Regions from separate parts of the Homo sapiens genome. Here region 2 is linked to region 1. A link is an interaction called in ENCODE POLR2A ChIA-PET data of the cell type or tissue named here. Cell type or tissue: A673. All regions are shown on one strand. Links, peaks and the distances in the headings refer to the core of each region. The heading gives the core; the rest is flanking DNA.

Region 1 (7,570 bases), core at 2,141-4,640:
ATCTCGGCTCACTGCCACCTCCGCCTTCTGGGTTCAAGCGATTCTTCTGCCTCAGCCTCTTGAGTAGCTGGGACTGCAGGTGCCCGCCACCACACCCAGCTAATTTTTGTATTTTTAGTAGAATCAGGGTTTCACCATGTTGGCCAGGCTTGTCTCGAACTCCTGACCTTGTGATCCGCCCACCTCAGCCTCCCAAAGTGCTGGGATTACAGGTGTGAGCCACCGTACCCAGCCGGTTTGTGGTAATTTTCTAGGAAACAATTCTAGGAACCCTGGAATCATTATGAAAAACCTTCCTGTGTGTGCGAAATCATAGCCAATATAAAGTGACAGTGCAGACTAAAGGCACAGATAAAGTGAGAAGTGACTTCCTCCCTAAGTAGACCAGACTTCAAATCAAGCTCCAGTCTTAGTTGTTCTTTCTCCTGAAAGAACAACTTCTCATAAAAGAGATATAGGAGAAAGAACACAATATTTGGAGTCAAAGACCAAGGTTTCAGGTACTACTTCCTAGCTATGTGACTTTGGGCCCCTTTTTAAGCTCTATGTTCTTCAGTTTCCTCACTGGTACATTGGAGATAGGAACATATATCTCAAGAAGATATAGTAAGATTACATGAAATAGTGTTTGTAAAGGAGTTATGTAAAAGGCAAGGCCTGCAATACAACTCTGTTATCTATAGAGCCAGCTATTTAGCAGAATGCTGAACCTCAGCCACAAGTCTGTGGCAGCCAGGGATGGACAGTGTGGTAGGCAAAATTCTAAGATGCCCCCTAATAACCTACATCCCTTTCCTTCGAATGTGGACAGGACCTGTGAATATGATCAGATTCAATTCCATGATTATGCTACTTTATATGGCAAAAGGGACTTCACAGATGTAATTAAGTCCCCTAATCATTTGACTTTGATTTAATCAAAATGGAGATTATCCTGATTCAGACTGACCCATGTAATGAGACTTTTAAAAACAGAGAGATTCTCTTACTGGCATGGATGAAGCAAACTTCCATGTTGTTAAAGAACCTATGGGGGGCTGTGTAGTAAGGACCTGAAGGCATCCTTTACGTACTAAGTAAGTCCCCAGGCTACAGCTAGCAAGATAGAAGACATCAGACATACAGTCACAAGGAATTGATTTCTGCAGATTGCTACATGAGCTTATAAGAGAACCCCAAGTTCCCAAAATGAATACAGTCCAGCTGACACATCAGTGCATGCAGCCTCGTGATACCAAAGTAGAGGACTCCTCTGAGTCACGTCTAGATTCCTGACCTGCTGAAATTCTGAGATAATAAGTATATGTTGTCTTAAACTGATTAATTTGTGGTAAATTGTCATGTAACAACAAGAAACTAATATAGACATATAAATTCTGGACCCTAAAATTCCCTTAAACTGGGCTGCAGAGTAGCTTGCTGTTGCAGGTCTCCGGTAATACTGTCACACCCAAAACTTCAGAAACACTGATCAGGCCTCATGATTGGACTTGGGACTTTCTAATACCTAAAGGCAAGAGGCCAAAGCACAATCAATCAAAAGCAAGAGGTGGACCCACGCCAGTAAAAGGGAGGAATCTAGTCCCTCGGGTGGAGGGACAGCAGAGATGGAGACTGAGACCTGTTTTCCCTCTACTGGCTGGAGATGTGAATCTGAGCTGGAGTGAGGGAGACAGCCAGAAACTGCAGGGAAAATGTGAGATGAGGGCTAAGTCAAGAGGCAAGGCAAGAAGAGCACATGGCGGTTTAGATGAATTTCTCTGAACAGTGACCATTTTCTGATAGAACTTCTTTTTAAATAGAACTTTTCGGGTATGTGTGTTTATGGCCGTGATATTTGTCCTTTGTGTAATAAATATAAAATAAAGAAGAGTAGACAAAGACTAAGCAAAACACAGCACTTTCATTTTTGCACTACACAAAGCTAATCACTAGTAACATTTTTGTACATGTCTTTCTGATATTTTTTGCCTTTTAAACTTAGTTTAGATCATACTCTATATGATATTTAATTTTTGTTTAACTTCGCTTAACCTTAGTTCAGAGACCTTTCCCTGTATCAGTAAAAAAGCCTTTGCAAATAATTTAATTGCTATAAAGTAGCATATTTAGCCATTCACATTGTTTGGAATTTATTTTCAGTTTATGAGCATTTTAAATATATGGACATCTTTTGGAAAACATTATTAACCTTGTACCTCATTATTTCCTTAGTATATATTTCTACTATAGAATTTCTGAACCTGATAGAATGAACATTTTAAAACCTTTTGATGCATGTTACCAAATTTCTTTCCAGAAATATTCTACCAAATTTTACTTTTACCAACAATGTTGGAGAGGTCCTACTTTGCAATATGTTGTCAGTGTTGCATGTGGTTTCACATATGTAATTTTGGCATACACGTATGTCCAAGGCAAACAATGGTATATTTCCCTGCTTTGCTTTGCATTTACTTGATTAAGAGTAAGATGAAACTTTTAAAAAATGTTACTCGTCATTTGTGTTTTGTCTTCTAGAGTAGTCATTAAAATTTGATAGCATTATCTATCTTTTTTTTTTTTTTTTTTTTTTGAGATGAAATCTCACTCTTGTCACCCAGGCTGGAGTGCAATGGTGCGATCTTGGCTCACTGCAACCTCCGCCTCCTGGGTTCAAGCGATTCTCCTGCCTCAGCCTCGTGAGTAGCTGGGATTACAGGCGCCTGCTACCACGCCCAGCTAATTTTTGCATTTTTAGTAGAGACGGGGTTTCACCATGTTGGCCAGGCTGGTCTTGAACTCCTGACCTCAGGCAATCTACCTGCCTCGGCCTCCCAAAGTGCTAGGATTACAGGCGTGAGCCACCGCGCCTGGCCAGCGTTACCTATCTTTAAGCAGTATTTGAAAAGAACATTAGGTTTTCTTTCAGAGCAAAATAGATATACATCCATGATATGAAGAATGATTTTTATTTCTTCACTTGTATTTGAATTATAAAAATGCCCTCTGTGTAGTTTGAAGTCCTAGAATTGCCAGGGACCAATATTGATATGTCATCATGGGGAAGAGCTATCACATGACAGCCTCCACTTGGCAATGCAGCAATGACATTTTACACAAGAGTGCGTTTATTAAAGGCATCCACAGCACAAAAGCACCATGTAGAAACAGGCAGAAAAGATGGCTGCTTGCCAATTTCCTGACAAGTGACACAATTTAATCTCTTAGCCTTCAGCATAATCATTTCTACTCCCAGACAAGATATAAAAAAAAAGAAGTTTTCTTTTCTTTAAATCCATTGCTTCATTTATTACTTCTGTGTCTGTTTACAGGTAAGGTTGTCTTTGTCCTCATAAAAACCAAGACAACATACATGTTTATTTCAAACAAGAATAATGATTATACTGAGGTTTGACTGTACTGACAAAGTTGAGAGGTCAAGGACGAATGTTTCAAGAATGCAGTTCTTGTGTATAAACAACAACGTTGTCCTTTGGCTGTCCTTTGTCAATTCATTTTTTTGCTTTTTCATTAATGTATATCCACTAACTCAGTGATGATTTTAAAATAAGAACACGATGAGAAAGACAGAAGGGGAGGGGAGGAAAAGGAAACACAGAGAGGGGAGGAAAAGAAGGAAGAAAAATGATTGGTAATCATCACGAGATGAAGGCTTAGAAATGGAAAAGATAAAGCTCAGCTTGGTTTTTTTGTTTGTTTTTTGTTTTCTGTGCAAATGAGAAGCACCAAACAGAGGAAAGGGAGTAACTTCCAGGCATCACAGTCTGACACTTATTCCCAAGACCCACTTACCAATTGTTTAAGAAAATGAAAGATTTCTAGGAAGTGGAAATAGCATAAGAGATTGCTAAATTCTTAGAGTACCTCTCCATACTGAACTGTCATGAGTTTGGGTGATTGCAAATAAAAAAACCCCACAAGTCACAACATCCAACCTGTCAATTTCCACTGTACCCCAACTGATTGTTGCACTAAATGACTATGATCATGGTAAATGTTTTATTCAAAGGCAGAGACTTCTAGTGCTTCCAAATCCAAGTAAACATTTATTTCATCATTGTTTTGGGGGTCAAAGCAGGATACAAGCCCAGCTGTTGCTCTGAACAGGAAGACCTTCATGAGAAGGGAGACTTTATTACCTAGTATAAATGATACCAGCGCTCTCTTTAGAAAGATGTATGATGCAAATCTCAATGGACTCATTCTTAAGGATTATTTTTTCCATCTCTCCCAACAAAAGTGAAAAGTATTGAAGGGTAACAACCCTCTCTTTTGATTTTCTCTGTCCATAATATCAGCCCTAATTGTATTTATAGAGTACTTGGACAAGAAGAAAATCACCTAGCAAGTGGTTCTGTGGTGACTGGCAATCGACAAGTCCCCAACAATTTAGTATTATGTTACACAAGAAAATTTCTATACAAGAAGAATAATTTCAGCTGCACATCTGGTAGAACATCAGGCACCCACAAGTAGTCTTTCGCAGCTGGAGTTTTCCTATTTCTGTCAACTGCCATATATTCCAATAAAGGAAATCCACCTATGAGTTGACCGAAATATTAATAACTTTGTGGCAAACATGACTCGTTGGATTTTTGTTTTTTTTTTTTTCTCTAGCAAATTCTATCAAGACTTCTGGATATATACCTGCATAAGAATGTAATTGGCTCCCATCTCACACTGTAGACAAATATTAATTAAATGGGATCATAGACCTACATGTAAGAACTAGAACTATAAAAGTCTTAGAAGAAAATGTAGGAGTAAATCTTTATGATCTTGGTTTAGGAAGTGGTTTCTTTATATGACACAAAAAGCATGAGCAACAAAGAAAAAATAGATAACTTGGAGTTCGTCAATTAAAAACTTTGTGCTTTCAAAGGACACTATCAAGAAGTTAAAAGATAACCCACATAATGAGAGAAAATACTTGCAAATAATATACCTGATAAACGACTTGTATCCGGAATGTGTAATAAAACTCCTACAACTCAACAATAAGAAGATAACCCAATTTAAAAATGATCAATCATTTCGTATTATTTTCTATTGCTGCTGTAACACATTACTACAAACTTAGTGACTTAAAATAATGCGAATTTATTATCCTATAGTTCTGGACGTCAGAAGTCCAAAATCAGACTCACTGAGATAAACTTGGAATGTTGACAGGGGAACCCCAGAGACTATATGGGATAATTTGTTTCTTTTCCTTTTCCCAACTTCAAAAGGCCATCTGAATCACTTGGCTCATAACCCTTTTCTCCATCCAACCTTTACTTCCATCATCCTATCTCTTCATTGACTATGACTCTACTAACTCTTCTTTATAAGGACTCCTGTGATTATATTGGACACCCCAGGATAATCCAAGAAAGTCACCTCATCTCAAGATCCTTAACTGAATTACATCTGAAAGGTCTTTTGTGCCATATAAAGTAACATATTCACAGGTTCCAGGCATTGGGACATAAATTTCTTGAGGTGAGGGGCATTATTCAGCCTACCACAAATTTGAATATATATTTATTCAAATAAGATATGCAAATGGCCAATGAGCACATAAAAAGATGTCCAGCATCATTATTCATTGGTGAACAGCAAATCAAAAGTACAGGGAGATACCACTTTATACCCACAAGAATGGCTATAATAAAAAAGATGGACAGTATAAGTGTTGGCAAGGATGTAGAGAATCAGAACCCTCAGCATGCCTGGTGGGATTGTAAAATGGTGCAGCTACTTTAGAAAACAGTCTGGCAGTCCATCTAACAGCTAAAAATAGAATTGCCACACGACCAGTCATTCTACTCCTAGCATATACCCAAGAGAACTGAAAACATATGTCTACACAAAAACTTGTACACTAAGGTTCATAGCACCATTATGCATAACAGCCAAAAACTGGAAACAACCCAAATGTCCATTGATGGGTGAATGGATAAATTGTGTTATATTCAAAAATGGGATACTATTAGCTGAAAAAGGAATAAAGTACTGACAGATGGCACAACATTAATGAAACTTGAAAACATGCTAAGTGAAAGAAGCCAGACAAAAAAGGCCACATATTATACAATTTTATTTACACGAAATTTCTAGAATAGGGAAATCCATGCAAATAGAAGGTAGATTAGTGGTTGCCAGGGGCTAGTAATAGATATAAGATTTCTTTTGGGGGTGATGAAAATGTTCTAGGCTGGGCACCATGACTTATGTCTGCAGTCCCAGCACCTTGGGAGGCTAAGGCGGGCAGATTGCTTGAGCACAGGAGTTGGAGGCCAGCCTCTACAACATGGTGAAACCTCATCTCTGCAAAAAATACAAAAATTAGCCAGGTGTGGTGGTGCATGCCTGTAGCCTCAGCTACTTGGGAGGCTAAGGTGGGAGGATCGCTTGAGCCCAGGAGGTTAAGGCTGCAGTGAGCCATGATTGCACTACTACACTCCAGTCAGGGTGGCAGAGCAACACCTTGTCTCAAAAAAAAAAAAAAAAGAAAGAAAGAAAAAGAAAAAACAGAAAGAAAGAAAATGTTTAAAATTACATAGGGCAATTGGACAACTCTGTGACTGTACTAAAAAAACACTGAATTATGCACTTTAAAAGGGCAAATTTTAAAGTATGTGAATTATATCTCAATAAAGATATTACTTTAAAAGTGCCCTGTCATTCTTTTTGGGCATAAATATCCCCATTTACAAATCTAAGAAATTTTTTTCCTAGTTTCAGAAAGCTCACAACTTCTTCATATTGTTGTTCATTTAAAGATACAATTTATTTAAAGTTTTTGAATTCATTCACCAAGTTCTTGAATCTGTTAAAGAAGATCTTTGATTTGTTCTTAAATCTAACCAAGTAGAGAGTACCATTTGTTTGGGGCTCCATGTCTGTATGGTGTAAGTAATCTTTAAACAAGCAAATATCACAAGGTGCTCACATTTTCTAAACAGGTATTTGACCCTGTATTCCAGCTGCTAAAACATCAACATTGTATAAAAATTATCTGATAAATAGCATTTCTGTTTTCAAAAGTCAAAACCAAATTATTGATATGCTTTACAATTTAGGGGATTAATTCAGGTTGTGTTTTATAAGGTCCAATTTTCCAAATATAATCAAGAAAAGAAAGAATGATATATTGATTCCTCACAGAGGAACAACAGGATTGCTGAGACATAGATGTGATGATTCATATCCCTTAAGATTGGCTTTATGGGATTCTAAATATTCTGATTTAAGCATCGCCACTGCTTTGTGTATAGGGTGCAATTTCTGGAATTATTTGTAGGTTTATATCTAAACTTCCAGCCCAGACTAAAAGTTAACAAGATGTACTGCTCTAGTGAAGGCAGGAGACATAGGAATCTCTGCCACTAACTAGCTATGAGTCCTATACAGGATCTTGGGGAATTTTCCATTTTAAAATCATATTCTAATTATCTGACATTTGTTGACAGCCTGAGAAGTTCAGAATGCTATTATCATGGCCAGGAAATCAATGCTTTGTTTCAGTTAAACTCAGAGCTCTGAGAAGATCCACTGCTCATTAGATTCATATACCAAAGAG
Region 2 (7,570 bases), core at 2,573-5,072, 540 kb after region 1:
TGAGTTTCTCATGCTTTTCTGCCCAATTTATACACTTCTATCAGAGCTGACTGGCCAACTTCAGGTTTCCCAATTACTTCCTTATCAAAGCCCAGCTTTTGCTAACATGCAAAAAATGGTATCGGGCTGGGTGCAGTGGCTCATGCCTGTAATCCCAGCACTTTGGGAGGCTGAGACAGGAGCATCACTTGAGTCTAAAAGTTCTAGACTAGCCTGGGCAACATGGCAAAACTGCATCTCTACAAAAAAGACAAAAATTAGCTGGCAGTTTGGCGCACGCCTGTGGTCCCAGCTACACAGGAGGCTGAGATGGGAGGATCACTTGAACCCGGGAGGTGGAGGTTGCAGTGAGTCACGATCGCGCCACTGCACTCCAGCCTGGGTGACAGAGTGAAACCCCATCTCAAAAAAAAAAAAGAAAGAAAAAGGACAAAACTGAAAATATGTATATATCAAATAGAAATCTCTCTTTCTTTTTTTCTTCTCAGTAGAAACGTTTCCCTGCCTGTCAAATTGCCCTCAGTCCATACGCATGTTTCGCTGGATGTGCTATTGACTTCCTCCTGGGAACTTTCTCTTGTTTTCTATGAATGTGTCAAACTTCGAACGAGATTTCTCTTCTTCCAAGGAACCACCTTCTGCTTATTAATATAAACAGCCTCTGAGCAGAAAGAAGTCTTCTCCTCAAAACACGTGCCATAAATAGCTACTGAATTCTGTTGAGTGGCTGTGGTTACTCCTGTGAGGACTAATCACAGTTTCATCCTGCAGAGTTCCTGTAATTAGAGTTCGGGACACCCTGGTGTTACTCTAGTAATCTCAAGGAGACTTGTTATATTTGCTAAAAATGCTCCAAGGAGAATTGCCATCAAGCTTTCATTTTGGAAACAAATAGATGTCTGTGAGATTGGAAATGGCTGTGAGATTGGAAACAGGTTTAGAGATGTCATGATATCAATAAAAGAAGAGAAGATTTTCTTCATTTACAGTGTTTGGGAACTAAGTACTAGATTGAAGATTTTCAAGCTCTGATTTAAGTAGACCCAAAATTCTTCTTAGGGACCTGAGGTATGCTCTGCAGTTGGAGTGGAAGAGAAACCAGAAATTCTGTTTCCCCTGTCTGCAATCAAATGTTTTATTTTTATATTTCTAGAAGTTTCCTTTTGAAGAAAAAAAAATGATATATTCTGGTAATAAAATTTTGAAAACATTGCCCATAGATTTTGGTGAGAGAAACAGACAGACTGACAAACAGATAGGTATTGGCCAAAGTAAATATCTGAGACCTCTGTCCATCCTATTGCCACCACTGTACCCAAACCATCATCATTTGGATTACTACCTTTCCCCACTACCTGGGATCTCAACATCCTGTCTTGCCCAATCTATGGTTCTCCAATCCATTCTCCACCCTAAAGCCAGAAAGATCTGTTTTCGATGTAAATCTGATCATCTCACATCTGTTTAAAATCCCCAAAGGCTTCCCATTACTCTAAAAAGAGAAAGTATCCTTCATAAGATCTACAGGATTCTCCATGACCTGGCCTCTCCTTCCCTCTGGTCTCATCTTAGACTATCCCAGACATTGATCTTCTTTCAGGTTTGCTGCCTGCTGTTTCCCACTGCAGAGCCTCTGCCTGTGCAGCTCCCTCTGCCCACCCTGCTGCTCCTGCTGTGCTCAGATTAGACAGCAGCTCCTCTTGGAAGCCTTCCCAACCTGGTCCCTCCAGAATAGTTTCCATTTCTCTCCACTGTATACTCTCATGGATTACTTGCCCATCTGCTTTTTATGATGTGTTGTACTGGTAATTATTTCTTCTACATCTGTTTTGTCTCTAAATTCCAAAAGTGCCTTGTTTCTGTTATTCACACTGTATCCCCAAATACCTAACATAATGCATGGCACATAATGAGCATTTATTGAATATGACTGAAGCCATGATTGCATGGTTTCAGGCATCTAAAAGTTACACTGTATTGACTATTTTCAGAGCAGTCCTACAGCCTCTGATTGCTTTACCAACTGGAAAGATAGTACTGTGGAGTAGAGCAAGGCCCATTGCCCAGTCAGTCCAGCCCAATGGAACATCTTCTGCTCCAAGCTCCCATAGTATTTATTGCCAATAGAACCACTAGTCCCAGATCTGGCACTGAGGAAGGACGAGGTAAATATTGTTAGATAGATCAATATTAAAATAAATGCAAATTTGTACTAAATCATTATTGCATCCCTTAAAAGTTGAGTTGAAACATAGGTTTCTGTGCTGATACATATTATTATTGCAATTTTTTCATGTATCTGTATACCAGCCTCCCTGATATAGGAGTTTTACATATGTTACCTCAATGAATTCAAACAATATCTATTCAGGCAGGATTAGTCTTTAATTTACAGAGTAGGAAACAGAATTTAAGAACCTTATCTATAGCCACAGAGCAAGTAAACAGCAAAACAAGTGTTCCCAAGTCTTACAAACATTTTCCATTATCCTGTTGCCAAACATGTTGTCAATGTTCAGTAAATTAATGAGTGGATGTATGGATGACTTACACTAGGTGCATGGAAAAATGTCCCAGCTTGAAAACCTAAGTGCTAAAGTTTAAAGACTATAGGCCTGGCATGGTGGTTCATTCCTGTAATCCCAGCACTTTGGGAGACCAAGGCAGGAGGATTGCTTGAACCCAGGGCCTCAAGACCAACCTGGGCCAACAAAGCAAGACCTAGCCTCTACAAAACATGAAAACATTAGCCCGACATGGTTACTACTCAGCTACTCAGGAAGCTAAGGCAAAGATCCCTTGAGCCCCAGAGTTCAAGTTTGTAGTGAGCTATGATTGCGCCACTGCACTCTAGCTTGGGTGACTGAGCGAGACTATCCCACAAAAAAAAAAAAAAGAAAAAAAAAGAAAAGATTGTGCTATTGGAATAAAATACTAATAATATTCACATAAACTATAAATACTAAAAGTATAAACATAATGTACTGGATCTCTTTAGGTTTTTTCCTCTAAATTTCTGAACTATTGGCAAATGCTAGGGACATTTTCTACAGACATTTTATTCAGTTAAATAGAGCTACTGAACAGAACCTTACTGGGTGAAAGTCAGACTGCAGCACAGTGTTTCAGCTATCAGCAATTTTTGAACAGTCACTGAGGAAAGAGTACTAAAAGTGTTTGCAAAAATGTGTACAAGAAGAGAAGAGAATGATGAGGTGATTCCAAGTGACTTACAATATGTAATAGCACAACAGCAGCAGCAGCAAACACACACACACACACACACACACACACACACACACACACACACACGGTGCTTACTTCTTACTTTGTGCCAGGTACTGATCTGAGGGCTTTTCATCTATAATTCATTAATCTTCACAACAACTTGTGAGATAGTTTCTACCATGTTTTATTGAATCTAGGTTGTCCTTGATTTTAAGATGTACCCTATGTGTTACCAAAAAAGGAAAAATTCTGCCAATTCAATTATGAGATGGCATTGATAGTGGAAAAACATCTTGATTTTAGACATAAAAATTTTAAAAAATCTTAGAGTTGATGTCATACAATATTTTAATCCCATTTTACAGATGGGGAAACTTCAAGAGACCAAACAAGATGAGGCAATTTTCTGAAGTTCAGACAGTTTGTGTTCTGAATTTAGTTCAGTTCAGTTTAGCCTGGTTTTGTGAGCACCTTTTCCTCTTTGCAAGGGGCACAGAGATAAGTAAGACTTCACCTAACTCTCATGAGTCAAGAAGTCTAGAAGGAAAGATACACCTACAGATAAATCAACTGAAATGTAGCCTGCTAAGCATAAGAATAAGACCACATACAAGGTTACAATGTGGCACAGAGAGTGGAAGAAATAGCCTTCTCTTGATAGATTCAGGAAGGATTCCCAGAGAAAGTCATGGTTTTCAAAAAATGAAAGTTGCAGAATTTTTTATATTGATCAATACTTCTACTTTCATAACAATGTTAGAAAAAATTCTTGGCCAAAGAATTTGATTTGCACTTTATAAATTGTGGTCATGTGTGTCTACAAGAAGAAAAGCTGTTCAGTGGTCCAGCTCATGTGCATGTTTCCAATGAGACTTAGGAAGGGGGAGAGGCTGAAGGAAGGAAGCTGAGCCCTCAAGAATATGAGATTACTATATTACAGAGGCGGCTTCCACTAAGAAAATGCCTAAAGATCAGGCTGCTTAGTAGGTAGGGGTGGGCAGATGTGCTACCACCCCTCTGCTAGTAAATCTGGATGAATCATCTCCCCATTCACCAACTTCTTTATGAGCACCTGATGAGGCTTCCTAGGAGCTCTACAATCCCAGAGCAGCACCCTATACTAATTCCTAACATAGCACATATGAGACTCAACTGTAACTGTATTTACAGGCTTTGCACTTGTTGTTCCCTCTGAGATCACTCTTTCCTCAGATGCCTGTATATCTAACTCCCTCACCTCCTTCAAGCCTTGCCTCAAACATCTCTTTTTCAGCGAGTCCTACCTTAAAAAACACCCCATTTGAAAATGCAGCCTTCACTGTCACCATAGCCCTACTCTATTCCAGAATCCTGATCCCCCTTACCGTGCTCTATTTTTAACTTTTTCCATAGCAACAATCAACTCCTAACCTATCATACTATTTGCCTATTTATTATGTTTATTGTTTTTTGCCAATCTCGTTTTACTAGAATGTAAAATCCATGAAGGCAGGAATTTTTATCTGTTTTTATTCACTGATAGATCCCAAGCTCCTAGAACCATCACTGACATACAGTAAATGCTCAAAAGTATTTGCTGAATGAAAATGAGTAAGTGGCCAAATGAATGTACCTTCTTACCCATATTCCCAACCAAACATCAAGCTGTACAACTGTAGGAAGAAAGCCTTTGCTGAGTCCCAACAAACTATAGAGTGCCTGGCACATAGTAGAGACTATGAAAATAATATCACATTTAATATTTAAATGAATATTATCTCATTTCCATCTGTGGGAATTTGATTACATTCTGAACTCAATGCTTTTGCCTGGGTGAGTAAGGAACCATATGTCCTCTCTATCTCTAGTCAACAGGTGATAATGGGAAACTTTACGGGCATATGAGATTTAGAAGGGTAAGTTCCCTAATTTCAGGTCTTCTCCTGCTACAGTACAGCCTGTAGTTTCCATCCAGTTTTCTGAAAAATCATAGGCAAAGTAACAAACTCAGTATTGGGGCAGGCAAAGTGATTGCCCAACTGTCTGATATTGTGGTGTGTAAATGTCATTACTTACCCTGATGAGCTGCTATGATGGTACTAAGGATTTGGAGGAGTCATTTCAGATGCTCTTGAATGTCTTTCTCCCGTTTTTCATATACTCATGAGTAAAACGAGTTTTATCCAGCACCTCTGCTGAGCTAGGGACCGTACTAGCTTTATCATTTGTCAGTCCATAAACACTTAAAAGAGTGCTACTGGATAGCAGAGGTAGGCTTAAGTTGTTTATATTCCAGTGAGTAACAGTAGAACCAGGGTATAGAATTTACAGGGGAAAAAATTTAGATTTTTTTAGACTCAATTAACAAATATTGAGTACCTACTGGATTCTAAAAGCTCTCATGTGTAATTCTTATAAGGACCCTGTCGGACAGGGATTCTTGCCCCTCATTTTTCATATACAGAAGCCCAGGTACAAAGATATGAAGTAATTTGCTGAAAATCATACTGCAGCTTAAAATAGTGAGCTAATATTTGAATCCAGGACTATCTGAGTTTACCATCTCATGATCTTCACGAGTCATGCATATATAAACTTAAATGTTTGAATGATAATCGACTATTAGCAATAATAAAATTCCATGCCAGGTTATTTCTTCTTTTTCCCACCCCAAGCTTACTAATTAATGGCAGTAAAATACTGAAAGGTGAATATCAAAGCTTGATCTACATTTTTAGCCCAATTCAGAAATAAAAGACTGTAATCAGGGCTGTGTCAGCTTCTCTGAAATATCTCAGTTAACATATCTCAATTGCCTTATACACAGACCCAGAACATAAGAGCTCTTGAAAGTGTCATAAAACCTGGGCTGTTCATCCAAGCAGTCTTCCTCTTACCCACATTTAATTTTTGAGTAGCAAGCTGATGGCATTTGGGGGAAAGGAAAATGATTTTAAGATGATTAATCTTTGCAGCTTCACCCAGCCCTGAAACCTGAAATGCCATTCACTGTGGTCCAGTGAGTTCTGGCTCTGCGCAGGTTCAGATTTGCCTCTGTTTCCCTCAGATAAGAGACTTATGAGTCAACATTGGAGCTCAGCCAATCTGACAGACTGCCAGGACAGCCTGAAAGAGAAGGTGGGCTCAAATGGGCCCCGTCCCTGGAGACTCTGATGACTTGTCCAAAATGATCAACATGCAAGCCCCCGGACATGTGAAATCTGCTCATACCACATCTCTTGGTGAATTGGGAGCACTGAGGACTTAAGAGAGAGAAAGAGAAAGTTGTTCCCCCTGGAAGTTATGCTTCTTCCCTGATTATACTCTAAAAGCTATAGCTGCAGGGAGGCCCAACCTGTAAGGGCTTCTGGTTGGTGTCCAATTAGTTCTATCTGCAGTCATGACAGTGATTGCCTGATTTTTTAGGAACAATAGAAATGGACATTTGCCAACACCCTCAAAACATAGAAGCAGTCTGTTGTAATACGAAGAGTATCTTTAAATAATACCAATCTGCTTTATAAGGTTGATTAAGTGGTATAACCCATGTCATACAATCCACAGAACATAATAAATCTTCCCTTCGATAAAATGAGAATAATGCCTACATTTTGGGAGCTATCTTTTGGGTCACAGTTGAATACATCCTAGAGAAATGCAGTTGGTCTATTAATTATTATAGAAGCTGAAGCCCATAGAGGTTAAGTACCTTACTCAAGATCACATAGTGAATTATGTTGAAGCCAGGACTAGAAATCTGCACTCCTAACTCCATCTAAGCTTCTTTTTACTTCCAGGGTGCCTCCTCTGTTTTCAAGACAAATATGCACTAAATGCACGAGTGGACGAATGATTGTTTTTAAGAAGATAATACAAATAGAAAATTGTGATTTTTATAAAATAAGAGCAACTAAAGTTTAGATCTCTCTGCTCCCAGCATCCTTTCCCATACCCCTCTAGTGAGAAAATGTTTTGAAGAAGTTTACTACATATGCATTTTTATGTCACATTTGTAAAAACACCATCCTTATTTCATCTCCCTTCCAGTACTTGTGGGACACTTGCTCATCTTTAGAGTAGAGAAGAGGTGAAGTAAAGGAACTTTTGTTTTGCCAGTTATTATGTGAAATGCTCTTCCTTTATCATCTCATTGAATCTCTGCAAATATGTGAGATGTAGGAATGACAAACCTCATTTTATAGATAAAACTGAAGCTCAGATTACTCCACTTATTTTCTCAGTGACAATCAGCTAGAAAGAGTGGACTGACTTAACCGTGTGTTTCTTCATTCCAACATCTATGCTTCTTGCACTATTCATATGTGCTTACCTTGACAATGTGAAAATGGGTCATATGTGTCCA

What was found. Peaks named below come from ENCODE experiments on the same cell type or tissue, not always from the same donor. Only the 100,000 strongest peaks of a DNase experiment are listed, where the experiment ranks them.
Region 2: POLR2A ChIA-PET joins it to region 1 with 11 read pairs; 1 of 35 experiments calls an interaction of 5 or more read pairs at or near these places.

Annotation. Positions count from the first base shown.
Region 1 is chr11:84,085,420-84,092,989 of GRCh38, reverse strand. The region is part of intron 10 of DLG2 (discs large MAGUK scaffold protein 2); the gene reads left to right. Among named protein-coding and RNA genes, the nearest start is that of DLG2-AS2, 450 kb to the right of the region's middle. In A673, for the core only: no CTCF peak of the experiment used is centred there; a DNase peak (open chromatin) is centred at 3,139.
Region 2 is chr11:83,549,226-83,556,795 of GRCh38, reverse strand. All of the region lies in intron 19 of DLG2 (discs large MAGUK scaffold protein 2), which reads left to right. All of the region lies in intron 2 of LOC107984425 (a long non-coding RNA gene), which reads right to left. Among named protein-coding and RNA genes, the nearest start is that of DLG2-AS2, 85 kb to the left of the region's middle. In A673, for the core only: no CTCF peak of the experiment used is centred there; no DNase peak of the experiment used is centred there; H3K27ac peaks cover 125 bases.